2 separate regions of the Homo sapiens genome follow, and region 1 is linked to region 2. Evidence: read pairs that join two places in POLR2A ChIA-PET (ENCODE). Cell type or tissue: Panc1. All regions are shown on one strand. Each heading gives the region's core, and the rest is flanking DNA. Links, peaks and the distances in the headings are about the cores only.

The links. ChIA-PET counts read pairs that join two places held together with the same protein. Peaks named below come from ENCODE experiments on the same cell type or tissue, not always from the same donor. Only the 100,000 strongest peaks of a DNase experiment are listed, where the experiment ranks them.
Region 1: POLR2A ChIA-PET joins it to region 2 with 7 read pairs; 2 of 35 experiments call an interaction of 5 or more read pairs at or near these places.

The regions. Positions count from the first base shown.
Region 1 is chr10:117,546,534-117,554,102 of GRCh38, reverse strand. It overlaps EMX2 (empty spiracles homeobox 2), which reads right to left. Exons shown (of 3, transcript NM_004098.4): 3 at 4,557-6,038. The coding sequence ends at 5,871. Among named protein-coding and RNA genes, the nearest start is that of EMX2, 7.6 kb to the right of the region's middle. RefSeq lists enhancers at 1,420-2,211, 2,156-3,131, 3,070-4,414, 6,397-6,486, 7,029-7,569 and a silencer at 6,111-6,405. In Panc1, for the core only: no CTCF peak of the experiment used is centred there; no DNase peak of the experiment used is centred there; H3K27me3 peaks cover 4,073 bases.
Region 2 is chr10:117,650,072-117,657,640 of GRCh38, reverse strand. No RefSeq gene overlaps it. Among named protein-coding and RNA genes, the nearest start is that of LINC02674, 81 kb to the left of the region's middle. In Panc1, for the core only: no CTCF peak of the experiment used is centred there; a DNase peak (open chromatin) is centred at 4,300.

The DNA.
Region 1 (7,569 bases), core at 795-5,794, 100 kb after region 2:
GGGTTGGTGTTTAGGGAGGGAAACCCAGAGTAAAAGGGGAGCTTTCTCCCCGGGGTTAGCGGCGGAGCCACGACTAATGAACTCGAAGCACGAAGAACGAGGAAGGGCGGGACGTGAGCGGAACCGAGCCACAAGGCCAGCGCCTGGGATGGGTACTTAGGAGAGGCAGGAAGGCGGGTCTGAAATCCTGAGGGTGTGGAGAGATGGGGAGGGCTCGGTCTGCAGGTGGAGGTGGGGGCAGGGGCGAAGCCTGGGGCGTTAGCAGCCGGGAGGACCAGGCTCCAGCACTTGGAGTCCAGCCTCCATGCGCGCATCTCCGCACGTGGGCGTGATCTTTGGCGCGCTCTGGCGCCCCCTCAGAGGAGTGCGACGCGCCTCTGCCCTACCCGGACCCCAGCTCTGGGCGCTGGCCCGCCGTCCGCTTCTGGCACCCCGACTCGCAGCTCCGGGGCCCTCCGGAGACTCCCAGCCGGGCAACAGACACTAATAAACAAAAGGCCAATTAGACGCTGGGGCGCGGCTGATGAATGGACCTTGCGCTTCCAAGCGTGGCGCCGCCTAGAGTTTTCTGGCGCACCGGGTCCTGCGGGAGAAGCCACCTCCCGGAGAGGGGTCACGGCTGGGGTCAGAGGGTTCTCAAAACTCCCACTTTCCTCTGGCTACGGGGCTGGCTGGGGCGAGAAAATCGGCGGTCGAGCGGAGGGCGCGGGCCGGAAGCTGCGGGCGAGGCGCGAGAGGCCCCACAAAGCAGCCCGGCTTTCGGGCGCGGTCCCCCGACGCTGGAGGCCGGCATCCTCTGCCGCCCCGCCGGCGGTTGCTTCTAGGCGGCGCCCCAGTAATTCCAGCGCTGATTGCTGGAATAATAAAGACTGGTCTAGAAAAATGCGCAGTTACACAAAACGGCTGTTGTTTGCCAAACTCCGGAGTTAGTGGGGCGCTGCTGGAACGACACCCCAGCCCAAGCCTCCTCACTAGACACACACGCCTCGATCCCAAGACACACAGATGTTGCCCTAGGGCTGGGCATGGACATCCATCACAGGGACCCCCATCCAAACACCGAGAAACGTCCCCGCAAGCCACACACACCGAGGCCACCCCCATCTTCTGAGATGTGCAACTCCAGACGAATTCGCAGATACACAGTGCAACCAGACCGCGGCACACACATTCAATAAACTGCATTTCCACACCGTCATAGGCACTCTGCAGCCTCACAACTGCACGTGCTGGCCCTAACTCAAAACAATCTAGACGCACAAGGACAGCTAGACATCTTGACCAAATCTACATAAGTAGCCCCAGCCTCTCCAGCCTTTAACTTATTCAAACAATTAGAACTGACACAAATTGACTAAAGTCCTAGCTGAGACACACAATTCTATTCCACAATCCACACAAATGCCATTATACCACAAACTAGTGCTCTCACCCTATACAAACACACAAGAACAGACCCTCACCCTGCCAGCCTTACACCGACTTGGACCAGCCCTAAAACCCCCACCACGGAGTGGGGCCCCGGGCCAGGCCTCCGAGCAGCCAGAGTCCCTCCCCAGCCGGCCTGCGCGTCCCAGACTTTGTTTCCTGCGACTCGAGGCGGGGACGGGGAGGAGCCGAGGTTTCCAAAGCCGAGCGCAGGCCGGAGCCCCCTTTCTGCCTGGCCCGCCTGGCGCGGCTCTCAGGCTGCCACAATCCGCCCCTCGCACAAAAGTGGCCCGGCAGGTTCCGGGCCGCAGCCAATGCGCCAGCTCCTGCTCGGCTTGCCTGCCAGGAGCAGAGCCAGAGGGAGCTTGGAGCACTGAACACCCAGAACGAGAGCCAGGAAGTTCGGAGGTCGAAGGCTTCTCTCACCCTAGGACTTTCTGGCGCCTCCGCGAGAAACGCACACGGAACCCATGTGTACTTCGCAGGAGAACGTAGCCGCGGCACACGCGCTTGGTAGATTCCGTTTGACCCTCTCAGGGCAGCGCAAACGGAGAACCCGTGCCTCTCCCGAACATGCGCTTGGCCAAGGGGTCCCACAGGGAAGGTCCACAAGTAATTAACAAGGAAACGGAACATGGATCAAACTTGTATCCTACATCCCCATTAGGGGTCCCAGGCAGGACCCAATGGCAACGTGCATACAGTTCTCCGTGTCCCAGAAGGAGCGCAGAATCTGACCCACGATGCCCATTGAGCCCTGCCCGGGAGCATCCAGGGCTGGCACCCATATAGCACGAAGGGGCACATAGACCTGCGGCTCATGGCTCCTACAACCCCCTGCTCAGCTCAGCACGCGCGCACTGCGAAGGGAACGCAGAGGCAGGGCACACGCGCACCCTGCCCCGCGCCCCACTCCCAGATAGTCATCGTGGGATGGCATCTCGCAAATATTTATATTCCTCAGCGCCACGGCAGCCCGCGTCCACATTAGACACTCTAATCCTGCCACTTTAAATAGATGAATTAATAAAGCAAACGAGCGGCTAATAAGCTGACTGTCCTGCCTTTTTGAGGCGGAGGAAGGACTCGAAAGTGCGCCAAATTTGTTTGCAGTGGATCAAGGCGAGCCGCCTCTGCTTCACTTTCTTTATCTTAATTCCGACTTGAAAAGATATAATTATCTAGTTTGAACAGAGCTGCTATCAAATCCTTCTTTGGGCCGGGAAGGGGGGCGTTGGAGTGGATTGCGGCTCTCTGAGCCGCTCCGTGCAGCCGGAGATAGCGCGTAATGAAGATGTGGAGGCCTGAGATACAAAGGGCATTAACCTCATTAGCATGAAACCTTTTCTTCTTACCATTGTGGGACCCTTTCAGCCGCCTAATCCCCCCTATTTTCAAAGCTTGGTTTGTAATAAAGCTTTTAGTTTTTTTTTCAAAGCTAATAGTATTCTGTGATGATTTTATTGCTGTTACACTACATAGGACATTTACCCAAAAAAAGAAAAATCTTCACCACCAGCCCCGTTTTCTTGTACTTAAAAAGTATAAAGTATATAATTTCGGCAGAAGTAAACCTTCTGTTAAGACGGAATTTTTTTTTTTTTCTGGACAGACCATCTGAATTTTAAGAATGTTTAAGAATGAGCTCGGTGTTTGAGGTATTCCGGGTTTTGGAAGGTGAGTGGAAGGAAAAGGTAATTTGTACTTGTTGAAGAGAAAGGGATGCTTTCCGGGAGCACTGACTGCAAAGCGCTTGAGACAGCTGGTGGTCACTGAGGGTCGTGCTGTCAAAGCGCCTGGAAGCCCCACGAGGGTTTCCAGGATACCCCGAGGCGCACCTGTCCCTGTGAGACGCAAGCCCGGGTCTCCTGAGGCCACCCCGTCTCCCTCCTCCCCCGGCAACTCCCGGCGGCGGTGTATCCCCTCACGGCACACACACCTTCCAAGAAGAGTCTGTGAAAATGCACTATGAGCAGCCAGGTTTCTACAGAGGGACAGAAATGGGGGGAAAGAGGGGAGGTGGAAGACAGGCAGAGATGGGGGAAAGGAGAAAGAGACGGAGAATGAATTCTGCTTTAGAGAAGAGGAGAAAAAAAAGAAAAAATTTCCATAGTGCCCTATAGTCCCCACACGTGCACGGAATGTCTAATCTTAACTTTTCAAGGCAAGATGTTAACAAAGCTTGTATTTTTGCCCTGCATTGTAACTTGGCCTTATCACAGTGTAAAGGGTGGGGAGATTGTCCTAAATTATGTCCAGGCAGCCCCCCTGGATCCGTGGATTAAGAGATTAAAGGAGACCACTGGGCAAGGCCTCCTCTTTCCCCTTCATATTCCTGGTATGATAATTGCTTAAACTGATTTGCACTTTCACAAAAGCTCGCAGGACGCTTTGTAGCTCGAACAGAACAGACGAGGTTTCTCTATCAATGGAAATAAAACTGATTAATGCAGCCTATCAGGATAAGAAGCAAATGAAGCATGCAAAAACAACCTCGTACCCCCAGAAGGGGGAAGGAGGGAGGGAAAAAAGCTAAGTTTCCTCCAAGTCTGATTACAACTTTTTCTTTAATGTTAAAATTAAGAGTTGAAGGTTTTTCAGAACACTTGCCTTATAAGGCTGCTGAGGCCCTTGGGCTTGGCCCATCACCTTCAGCAGATTGGGGCCAGGGAGAGGAGGAAAGAAAGGAAGGAAAAGTAAGACTTGTACTTTGGGGTTTGAAGTCAGAAAGTTTAGAAGTTGCAAGATTCTGCTACATGTTTTCCCCAATATTTTGGGAGAGTAGTCCTCAATGTGTAACTATATGTCCAGTTTTTTTTTAATAACCAGAGGTTAAGAGAAGTAAGCATTTTAACCTGAAGTTCAAACTAAACTCCCTCAGGAGGGCATACAATGGGCAAAGTCTGGTTGAAAAACTTTTCTCCCATCTCTTTTCTGAAGGACTTAAGTTTTCCTAATCTTCTCCCTTCTCCACCCTCATCTTTCTTTAAAATGCCTGAGAATCCATCAATCTGGCCCTTTTGTGGGTGAGGAGCCTGGGTTTCTTGAGCCTAGTTGGGGAAGGACCACACTCAAATTACTGAGATACATTTTTAAAGATCCACTTCAATTTCCCAAGACGACTACTCTGAGGGCATATTGATAAATCTTTATTGACAAAATATTGACATTGACATACTTCTTGGAAGTATATAGTGTGTTAGAATTCTAACAAATTAACACAAAACACAAAAATATTTACATTCTGGTATAGAAGACATTAAGGAAGCATTTGTCACTCTCTTTAGTAAGTCTATGATCTTGGAATAGAAACTCAGTGCTTGAAAACTTGCCGCCGTGCGCTTGGCCACACTTAACATCATCCCCGCTAACTACAGTCCTTCAGGTTTTGCAATAGATAGATTTAAAGTTTGGAATAGGCATTGCAGTGAATGGTTGAACTCGGCCAATTTCTCCAACCACTGAAAGGAGAAGTTTGCATCAGGGTTTTAAGCCTCAGGATGTTAGGAAAGGGAATGTCCAAGAAATATAATTAATTTAGGGGTTTTTTTCCCAGTACAAGTCCTGATTCTTTTTGTGGGCACCCTCCCCCGCCACCCCCAGCCCCCCCGTCGTCCTGCTCCCCGTTTCTCTGTAAGAGGACCACTATCGCTGAGCCTACTTCATTTAGCTTGCACAATCACTTTGACATCAGAAGGTATCAAAAAGTGTTTACAGACTGCACATTTCTTGGGAAAAAAAATCAAAATAAAAAGCACACAGAACCTGTCTTTAAAAGGAAAAGAAAATTACAATTCATTTTCGGTCTTTAAACACCATTCGCCCAACAACTGCTACATGCATTTCAAGGATTTGAAACAGGTGTGGGATGGGGCTAGATATGGAATTTTTGTTTTTTATTACTAATTATTTTTAAAGATGGGGGGGAAACACAGCGAAGTGCAAAAAACAAAAAAGTCCTGTGCCTGGTTGGGTCGTGGTTTTTATCATCATCATCATTTTTTAAGTGGACTGTGATAAACGGAATACCTGCCAATCATCTTGTCTCCCCGGTTTGGTGTTTGATTGACAGCTCCCCTTGTCAGAGTGCACGTTCAGCTTTCTCTCTCTCTCTCTCTCTCTCTCTTTCTCTCTCTTTCTCTCTCTCCCTCCCTCTTTCTCCTTCTCTCTGTGTCTCTCACTCAGCTGCCTCTTTAGACGAGGGTCGCTTGTTGATGAAGGAGCCTCCATCCTCTGCCATCTTGGCGCGGCCTCGGTTTGGGACCCTGTGCCCTCGCTGTCCAGAGTCTTCGCCGCATTCCGCTGCTCCCTCCGATTCCCTCTCCCTTTCTCGGTGAACGTGTATGCGGTTTGTTTTTGTTTTGTAGGGTTTTTTCCTTCTCCACCTCTCCCTGTCTCTTTTGCTCCATGTTGTCCGTTTCTGTGGGGTTAGGTTTATGTTTTTAATCATCTGAGGTCACGTCTATTTCCTCCGGACTCGCCTGCTTGGTGGCGATTCTCCACCGGTTAATATGGTGCGTCCCTTTTTTCTTTTGTTGCGAATCTGAGCCTTCTTCCTCCAGCTTCTGCCTTTTGAACTTTGTTCTTCGGTTCTGAAACCATACTTTTACCTGCGGGTGAGAGGCAGATGGGGTGCGTTAGTTCTTTCAGAGCACCCTTCTATCAAGTGCCTGATCCTTTCACCCAGCCCAGACTCCAGTTCCAGACTCAGCAAAGACCCAGCCCCCGAGATGCAAGTCCTAAGGTCCAGCCTCCCCAAGGCCTGCCCTCAGGGAGCAGGGCCGCTAGTGCGTGGTGGAACAGAAGCCCAGCTCCCTGCCCTTCTGAGGCTTCCTGAAGAGCCTTTCCCCAGGGCCCTGTGGCCCGGAGTGCACTGAGCCCCATCTCTCCTGGCCCTGCAGAGGGCATCTATATCCCGCTGAGAGCAAAGCCTTGCAAAGCATGGGAAGCCCCTACAAAAATAATAAGTGATTAAAAGAAAAAGAGACATGTCCCTAACTCCCTCCAGCAAGCGAGTGCAAGAGAGACCTCAGTCCGCCGCTGCTGCAGCTCCCCTCAGGGCCCAATGTGCTTTCTATTTTCTGCTGGTCTGGGCGGCGTTTCCTAAATATAGCGTCTCCTCTTCGTGGCGGGGGCCCTGGGTAGGCGATCAGGGTTTGCCTGAGCTGCATCCTCCGTGCGGGGGACTCTCACAGGTGAGCAGGAAGGGGATGGGGCTGGAGGAGGCCAGGAGGGACATGGAGTGTGTAGGCCTCCAGACCAACCCAGCTGTACCTTTATAGCTAGGAAAATGAGTTCAAAACTGAAAGCTTCTGAAAGACCGTGGGTTACACGGAAAGTAAGAGAAACTAAGAGAAGGGGAGGTGACAGCAAGCCCCCTCTTCCCTCCTTCTAAACAGCCCCGGAACAGGCTGCTGGTCACACAACCTCGGACCCCAGTCCCATCACTTCCCACCAGGGTGGGGCTGGAGGCCCGGCCTCACCAGAGCGGCTGTGAGAGGTCTCAGGAGCAATGAGGTGGGAGTCGGCTGCCATCCCACGGCCCCCTAGGAAAGCTGAGTCGTGGGTCCTCATTTAGCCACCAGACAGTAACACAGTCCAATCTTCACAGCAGTGGTGTACAGGTAAGGGAGATGGCAGTGACTGCACCTCTGATACCCTCCCCCCACAACTCCTATTCTATCTGGATAAGAGTACCCCACAGCCCAGTGCCAGTCCCTGGACCCCTGGGATCCATTCCATTCCCTCCTTTGAGGCCGCAGGCCGGTCCGTCTTGCTCTCCCGGAAAGCCACAGTCGCCCAAAGTGCTCCATGAAAAAAGCTGAGCGGGAACAAGGCTGAATTTAATTTGCTTTGAGTTTGCTAATTGAGGGGGAGGACGGTTCATTTCTCCCCGGCGCTGGCCCAAGGCGCGCGTCGGTGCGCTCGGGGCTTGACACGCACACAAAGACTCCAGGCAGCGTGGGCAGCGAGGCGGACAAAGACCACCGCCGCCTCGGCTGTCCAGGAGAAATCAGCCGGGCCGCGCCTTGTGCCGGGCTCCGCACAAACCCGCCAGGCCCTCCTCGGTTTTGGGGTGGGGAACATGTTTTAAAACAAAAGCCTCGACCTTTCTGAGCTGCCCAGGAAAAGTGTTACAAC
Region 2 (7,569 bases), core at 1,257-6,256:
GAAAAAAGAGAATTCAACACAAGGTAATTAGTGTCCCGGACATAGAGAAACCACAGAAGGCAGGGAAAAGGTATTGACTAGAAAGGAATTGAATGATACAATACAGCACTGTCTGAGAAGGAAGAACTGAATCCATAACACATAATATTCCAGAAGAAATAATCTCATTCAGTAAGTCCGACATCATGATATGTTCTAATTATGTAATTTAACTTAAATGAAAATGTAACAGTTTCTCAAGAATTCAGGTATGGAAAGCCTATGATCATCAAGAAAGGAGAGGGTCAGGCTGCCCTCAGGCCTAAGGCAACATTCCTCCTCCGAGACAATGGAGCAAGGATACCCCATTTAAAGGGAGAAGGAAATCAAGAGTACCACAGCCAGCCAAGGATCTGGTCTCATAGAAAGGCAACAAACAGACATTCTCAGACATGAAGGTAAGTACAAAACAGAAATTTTAAAAACTCAGTGAATACAGTGTCTTCTTGACAAAACTACTTGCCCATGAAACCAGCTAATTAAGAGATAAATGGAAATCGAGATTTCAGTAGTGGAGAAGGGGTGGTAAAATGGCCAGTAGTAACAATAGAATCTATTTAAACATAGAATTAATACCAAACTATTGTGTGAACTGTGAACATTTTATAACTCCTCAAAGAAGCGTGTAGGAGGTGTGAGGTGCTCAGTTCCTCATCTTTCACAGCAAGGGGGTGACTGAGAGTATCTGAAAGCGAAACAACGCATCTAGAAAAACATCATTACCCCAACCTCAATGTTCTCTCCACAGTCTCCTGTCTTAACCTTAGACCTTTTAGAAGAGAATGTATCTTGTGGTGAAAAGTTCAACCATTCATTCCACTTGCCTTTAGCTTCTTTTTCTTTTTTGAAATTTAAGAAAAATCAACTTCAAGTCTTTATGTTAAAAGTAACAAGCATCATTCATATGATTTGTTTTTCACAAATGGACTTCCACACATTATCTATCAATCTATCTATCTATTGATTGATTGATTGGTTGATTGGTTGATTGATGGAACGAGAGACTGAGAAAGAAGATAAGTAGAGAGGTAGATATAGATAAGTAATTAGATAGATAGATAGATAGATAGATAGATAGATAGATAGATGGATAGATAGATAGATAGATAGATGGAAGTCCATTCATGAATATTGACATATATGGAAAACTGCATGTGTGTATGTTTGTGTGTGTGTCTCCACAAACGGAGAGACAGAAAATAATATCTGTAATATTTTTACCTAATGGTAATAGTTGGAGTGATTTTTAAACCTAAACTTTCTTTTTCATACATTGTTGCACTGTTGAAAATTTTTAATTATTATTATATTTCTATTTATAAAAATCAACAAACTGATTTTTACTCTTTAAAATACATTAGGAAAACACTCAGCTCGGAGCTTCCTAGCAGCCAAAGAAGAAAGGAAACTACAATCAATGACAGTCTAACTATGCATGGTATCCACCAGATGAAACACAAACCAACCCAAGGAGAGCACAGCAGTTTCTCAGAGGAGACATGACTTTTCCAGGCCCTGAGGTCTGATGGAGGAGATGCTGACTGGTGTGGAGTGTGGCTTCCTCACCACCTGCCTTCAGTAATCCGGCAAAGGGTTGGATGCTGGTCCTTATTACACCACTCCAGGCTTTCCAAGAGCATGAGAGAATATGTGCTCATCTGTCCCAGCTAGGGGAAAGCACCAGGTGGCTATTACCTGTGGCCTCTGGCTAGCAAGCTGGACCCTTCTCTAAGACGTATTCCCACCAGCCAGTGATTTTCCATTGAGGTGGGATAGATTGTGGTGAGGCCACTTGAGGGAAGGGCCCATCTTTTCCCTTCCTCCTGCCCCTAATAACACACTCTAACCTCCAGTCATGAAAGCTGCCACACAGTTCTCATACTGATTGCTACCATTTCCTCTTAACTAGAAAATACTTCAAACTGTTGCCAATGCCTGATACCAGAAAGACCTTCCTCATCATCCAGGGGTCAGTTTACACACCACCTCCTCCAGGGAACCTTCCCTGAGCCCAGCAAGGAGAGGGATGGAATCAGGATCCCAGTGAAGGACTAAACTTAGAGAAGGAGGTGGAGGAGGAGGACCCTCCGAGGATGAGGGGATGACACTCAGACAAATTGAGGCACCTTGAGAGGAAAGTTGGAGGCCAGGAGCCCACATCTGTGGCCTGGCTCCTCTCAGTAAAGAAAAGGCAGGAACCCTCTTCCCAGAATGGCACAGTTAAAATGGTCCTCCAACCTTGAGACTGGAGAGAAATCACAGAGCTGAGGGAGAGCTGTTTGGGGGTTCTCCACAGGCTTCTAGACTTGGGGGAAGAGGAAATTAACACAGGCATCACACCTATGGAGTCCCATGGCAATTCCTGGGGCAGTAGGGTGGGGCGGGGCAGGAGGAGTGAGAATCTGAGCCTTAGTTCCCAATCTGTAAAATAGTGCAAATATCTCATGCCCAGCTACTCCACAGGAAGACTATGAAAGTCAAATGGGGTAAAGAATGAGCTTCATGTACAAACCATATAATGGTCCTAAAATATGAAGGCTAGAACTATTATTGCTCCTTGAACCTACAAATAAATATTGGGATAGATCCACAGATCCTTTGAGCTTCTTTTTAACAGCATTTTGGGAGCTTAAAGAGAGTTTTTATCATAAACTGGGGAACAAGAAATAGTACCTTTTTTTTTTTGGTTCTCTCATATGTCCACCTACAATAGATTGTACTTGAAGAGAAAATAATATACAATAAAGTAAAATCTACCAGCACCAGATGAACTGAAATAACTCAATTATAAGAGGCTAGCCCATGATATCATTTACAACTGCATGTCATTATTGTCATCCCAGGTAACTAGAAGTGAGACTCTTAAAAAGATGGCCTATAGGATATCCTATCTCTCTCTCTCTCTCTCTCTCTCTCTCTCTCTCTCTGTCCATTCCCTTTCATCTGGGCTTGTTCTTGTGACTTACTTTGACCAATGGGACATTAGCAATCATGACATAAGTAGTGTCTTTAAAATAATGATTGCACATTGAGAGATTTCTCCCTTGTTGCTCTTGGAACCCTGTAACTGCCATGAGGGCAAACCTGGGCTAGCATTTTGGAAGATGAGGGATCACATGGGAGAAGCCTCTATTATCTCAGTAATTTCAGATGATGCCATCATCACATGCCAGCCCCAGCCAACATACTACCTGACTGCAGAGACATGAGTAAGCCCAGCCAAGATCAGCCCAGCCCAGCAAAGACCAGAAGAACCACCCAGCTGAGCCCAGGCCAATTGCTAACCTACAGAATTTTTACCTAAATAAGCAATTTAAGCCATTAACACTGGGGCAGTTTGACATGCAGCAAAAGTTAACTCTATATTGTGGTATCCCAGAATGAGTCAGCAGACTGGGACCCTGTTCCTAACTCATTGTGTGACCTTTGGTAAGTCACTAAACCTTTCTGGTGCCTAGTTTCTTCCACTAAAAATGAGGAGATTAAATTAAATGATCATTAAAGGCCCCTTCTAGTTCTGTCTCATTCTGTGATACTAAATCTTATTAACAAAAATATCATGAATGTGGTAAAATTGTATGAACCAGCTGACGCATAGCACAGTATCTGGGGCTTTTTTTTTTTTTTTTTTTATGTGCCTAAATGTCAAGCTCTGAGATTTAGCTACCTGACGAGGGAGCACAAATATAAAATGCTTCGTCAGTTTTCTAATGGTGTTGTTGGATTCTGGGCTAAAATATGAAGTTGAAAAATGCTGACCAGAAAGAAACTGTAGCTTATGCTGGCATGTAAAGAAACGAAATTACTGTCAACATCTAAATCCAGAAAGAGCTTTCTGTTGGGATGTAAAGGCTTCAGAAAATGCAGGAGCAGAGCAGGGGCTAGGCCTTTCAGAAAAGAAATCCCCCAGATCTTAATGAGAAGAAAAACCTTAGTGAACCTCAAGAATTTGCTCAACTCCCATATTCAAACTTCTACCTATCTGGAAACTGATCCAACAACTTATTTTTCGAAAGTCAGTAAGAAGAAAAATTAAAACATGTGTAGCATATATATATTTTCTTTGTTTTCTTAAATGATCAAACTAGATCATAATGAACATCTAACTGCTCTCTGGAAGGAGCTGTAATTTCATGAAAGTGAAGGTGTACACTAGCCAAGAGAGTTGTTGCTTTTCTAACCCAGAATCAGTGCTAAGGAGGACCCAGAGACTGATGATGCTGGTGCATTCCACATTGCAGTGGCTGAGGTGAAGAGTTACTATTCCAGAAATGAGTCATTAACATGAGTCATTTCACAAACTGGGGTGTGGAAACCCCTGTGTTACTGCCTGAGAGCACACAAGCCTGACTCACTTGAAGGGTTTCTTTTTCTTTTTTTTTTTTTTTGAGGAGGTAGTATTTTTATATAAAAGTAAACCTGAGCACATCTTGAAATCAAATGCAAAATGTACATTAATTTTCCAATAAAACATCAAAGAAGTGTCCTCCTTCCAGCATGTGTCTTCAGGGGTACATGGCTACTCTCATCTGTCATGAGGGTTACTTGTGTGGCCAAGAGTGAGAGGCCCAGTATTAGGTAATCTCCAGGGGCTAAAATGTTCCCAAAGCAAGCCACTTTGAGTGACATTTTCCAAGTAAAGAAAATTACCCAAGACACTGCATTTCTTCTGAGAGATTGTCTGGAGCCACAATATTGGTTTATTATATACAGCTTCCTAGGCTTGTCTCTTAGAGACAGGCCTGAAGCCACCAAGCTCCCAAAACCATGCAAGGAACTTACACACATACACATTCCCCTCCCAGGTTGGAGCAGAGAGAATTCTGGAAGGGGCTCTCCCAGTGGAGGTCAGAAGTAGCAGCACTCTCTTCTCCCAGAGCTTCTGCTTAGCCTGAGTACCCTAACACAGATCCACAACTCACCCTCACTAGCCAAGCCCAGAGTAAAAACCCTAAAACTCTTCCCCTTGGGGGGCAATCATCTCTCCTTTGCTTTCACCTGAAGAGCAGTAGCTTGGCCCATACATTCCTTTTCCTAAACACTACCCTAGAACAATAAGGAAACAATTTCAACCAATCAGCCCAATGCTTGATCTTAAGGAGCCCAGATCACTGAAAACGGAATGATTCGATGAGCTGAGACCACTCTATCAAGGATCCTCTCCTCCCAGTTCCTCTTGAGCTTGCATATTTGTTCAGCAAACATTTGACCATGCCCTGACTCTAGGCTAGACCTGTTCTAGGCCCCTGTGGTTCAGAGGTCCCTCTCTGATGGAGCTGATGTCCAGGGAGGGAGATAACATTAAACAAGTAAATGCACAAATATTCGTACATAGGGAGGCCACATACTCTTGAGTATTTATTAGCCAAGTGTCCACATTCATGAGGTTTCATAGAGAAACAGAAATTAGCCTGAGAATTTCAAAAATATTCAGTGAACTAACCACTTGTAAGATCAGTGTCTACTCAAACAACATACATAATGTCAGCATCTATCACAGCCCAAAGAGCTGTCATCATTTCTGTTCCATCTCTCCTTGTTTTTTGTTTGTTTGTTTCTTTCTTTCTGTTATCTGACAGTATGATGCAATTGCAGTACAAACAAATTGAAAAAAAAAATTGAAGACTTTACCAAAGCTGTAGGATTTTATGATGTCTACGACAGTGATGCTAAAGAACAGCTTAAACCCCAGGCCAAGCCAATGATAGATGAAGCTCTGACAGTTAGATCACGTAACAACAGAGAGAGAGGGATTTGCCACGGATGATGAATTCATAGTCAAAACAGAATGGTTGGATCAAGTGGTTAAAGGAAGCCCTTGGGCAAATGCATAAAGACCTAGACCCTTTCTGCAATAAACAGCTTTCTTTATGTTTTTGTTTTAAAGAATTTTTTTTTAAAATTACAAAACAAGGGAGGCCATCTCATGCCATTATCCGATTTTGTCATAAAAATTATATTGCTTGAAATTATCAACATCTGATTCAACTTTTGTCCACTCTAAACTTCAGTGTGTGGTTGAAATTAGAATCTAAAATTGGGTAAGTATAAGATAAAAATAAATTTATGTTCATAATTTCTAATCTCCGTTTTCAAGAAAATCTTAATCAAATCTTCTTTAAATCCCATTTCCCATGAAATACTGGCTCCTATGTTAAGTGGGCTTGGTCTGAGGTGTCCTTTCAGGGAGGATCACCTCAGGATAACAAGGCCCTCTGTCATCACACTGGTATGAGTGCCATAAAGGAGAATCCAGAGGGCTATAAGACCCAAAGCGGGTTTAGCTGGTCTAGGAAAGTGACATCACAGCTGAGACTTGAAAGCACAGGAGCCTGGAGGTGAGAACATGCCCAAAAGGAGATGTGGCGACCGGCTGGCACAACAAACTAAAGGAAACCCAGCATGGCTGGAGGCAGAAGGAAGGAGGGCAGGACAGGAGACGAGGTTGAAGATACAGATAGGGTCCAGGATGTTGCTTTTTATCATACAAGCAAAGGTCATTTTTGCAAGCTTTTTGAGCAGGAAGGTAACAATTTGTGGGTACCTCATGGCAGATACTGTCCTACTTCTTGTCATTAGGAAAAGCCTTGCTGGACTTCTTATTTTTTCCTAGAACCAAAACCTTTTTTCAAAATCCCCAGGCCGGATGAAGACTTCCCAGTTTTAGGGCCTCACTTAGGGACATTATTTCACTGCATTATAAGACAATGATGAGAAGACATTGAGACCAAGGGACCCAGCTGGCATCTTAAAGCTAAGAGTCTCGGCTCCAAAACTTCCACTTCCAGCTGTGATGAGGCCCTGGGCTTATACTCTTTCACTTCCCACAACCAAAAACAGACAAGATATGAAAAACAGTTTTCAGACAGTGTGTAACAGGCAGCACAGGGCAGTGATCTTGGCAAGAAGGAAAGTAAATGAGGGAAACCTTACAACTGCCCAGCTGACTGCCTGGAGAACATTTCCTAAACAGCACAGAGTGGAGAAACCCAAACAGAGCTCGACATCTCCTTGGGTTAAAGAGACACACTTAAGAGTCTGGGGAGGCCATGAAGGCCAGACTGTGAATGGTAGAGCACCTGAAAGAAGAGAACAGCTCAGAATAGGAGCTGTGCAGAAACTGCTCCATGGAGCTTCTCCCAATGTGAGCATGTGAGAGAACTACTCAAGAAAAGGGAAAGAGAAAAAACAACAGCAGTAAGGACCAGGCAGAATAACTACCAGGGTTCCCACTTGGCTAGGAATGGTTTGTGCTCGCATCAGCTAGAATGGCACAACCTCATCATACATTGGGTACCAGGTGGAGTACTCAACAGGGTATTATTAGCCCTGGACCAAAGACTGCTCTGGTCCCTTCTAACAAAGCTTGAAAACAAGCTCCAAAAGGATCGAGTGGTTTCTAAATAATTTATCAATGTCCCAGAATGAGCTCAAGAATATTTAAAGGAACACAAACATATCAAGCACCCAACAAGGTAAAATTCACAATGTCTGGCATCCAACAGAAATTATTAGGCACACAAAGAAGCA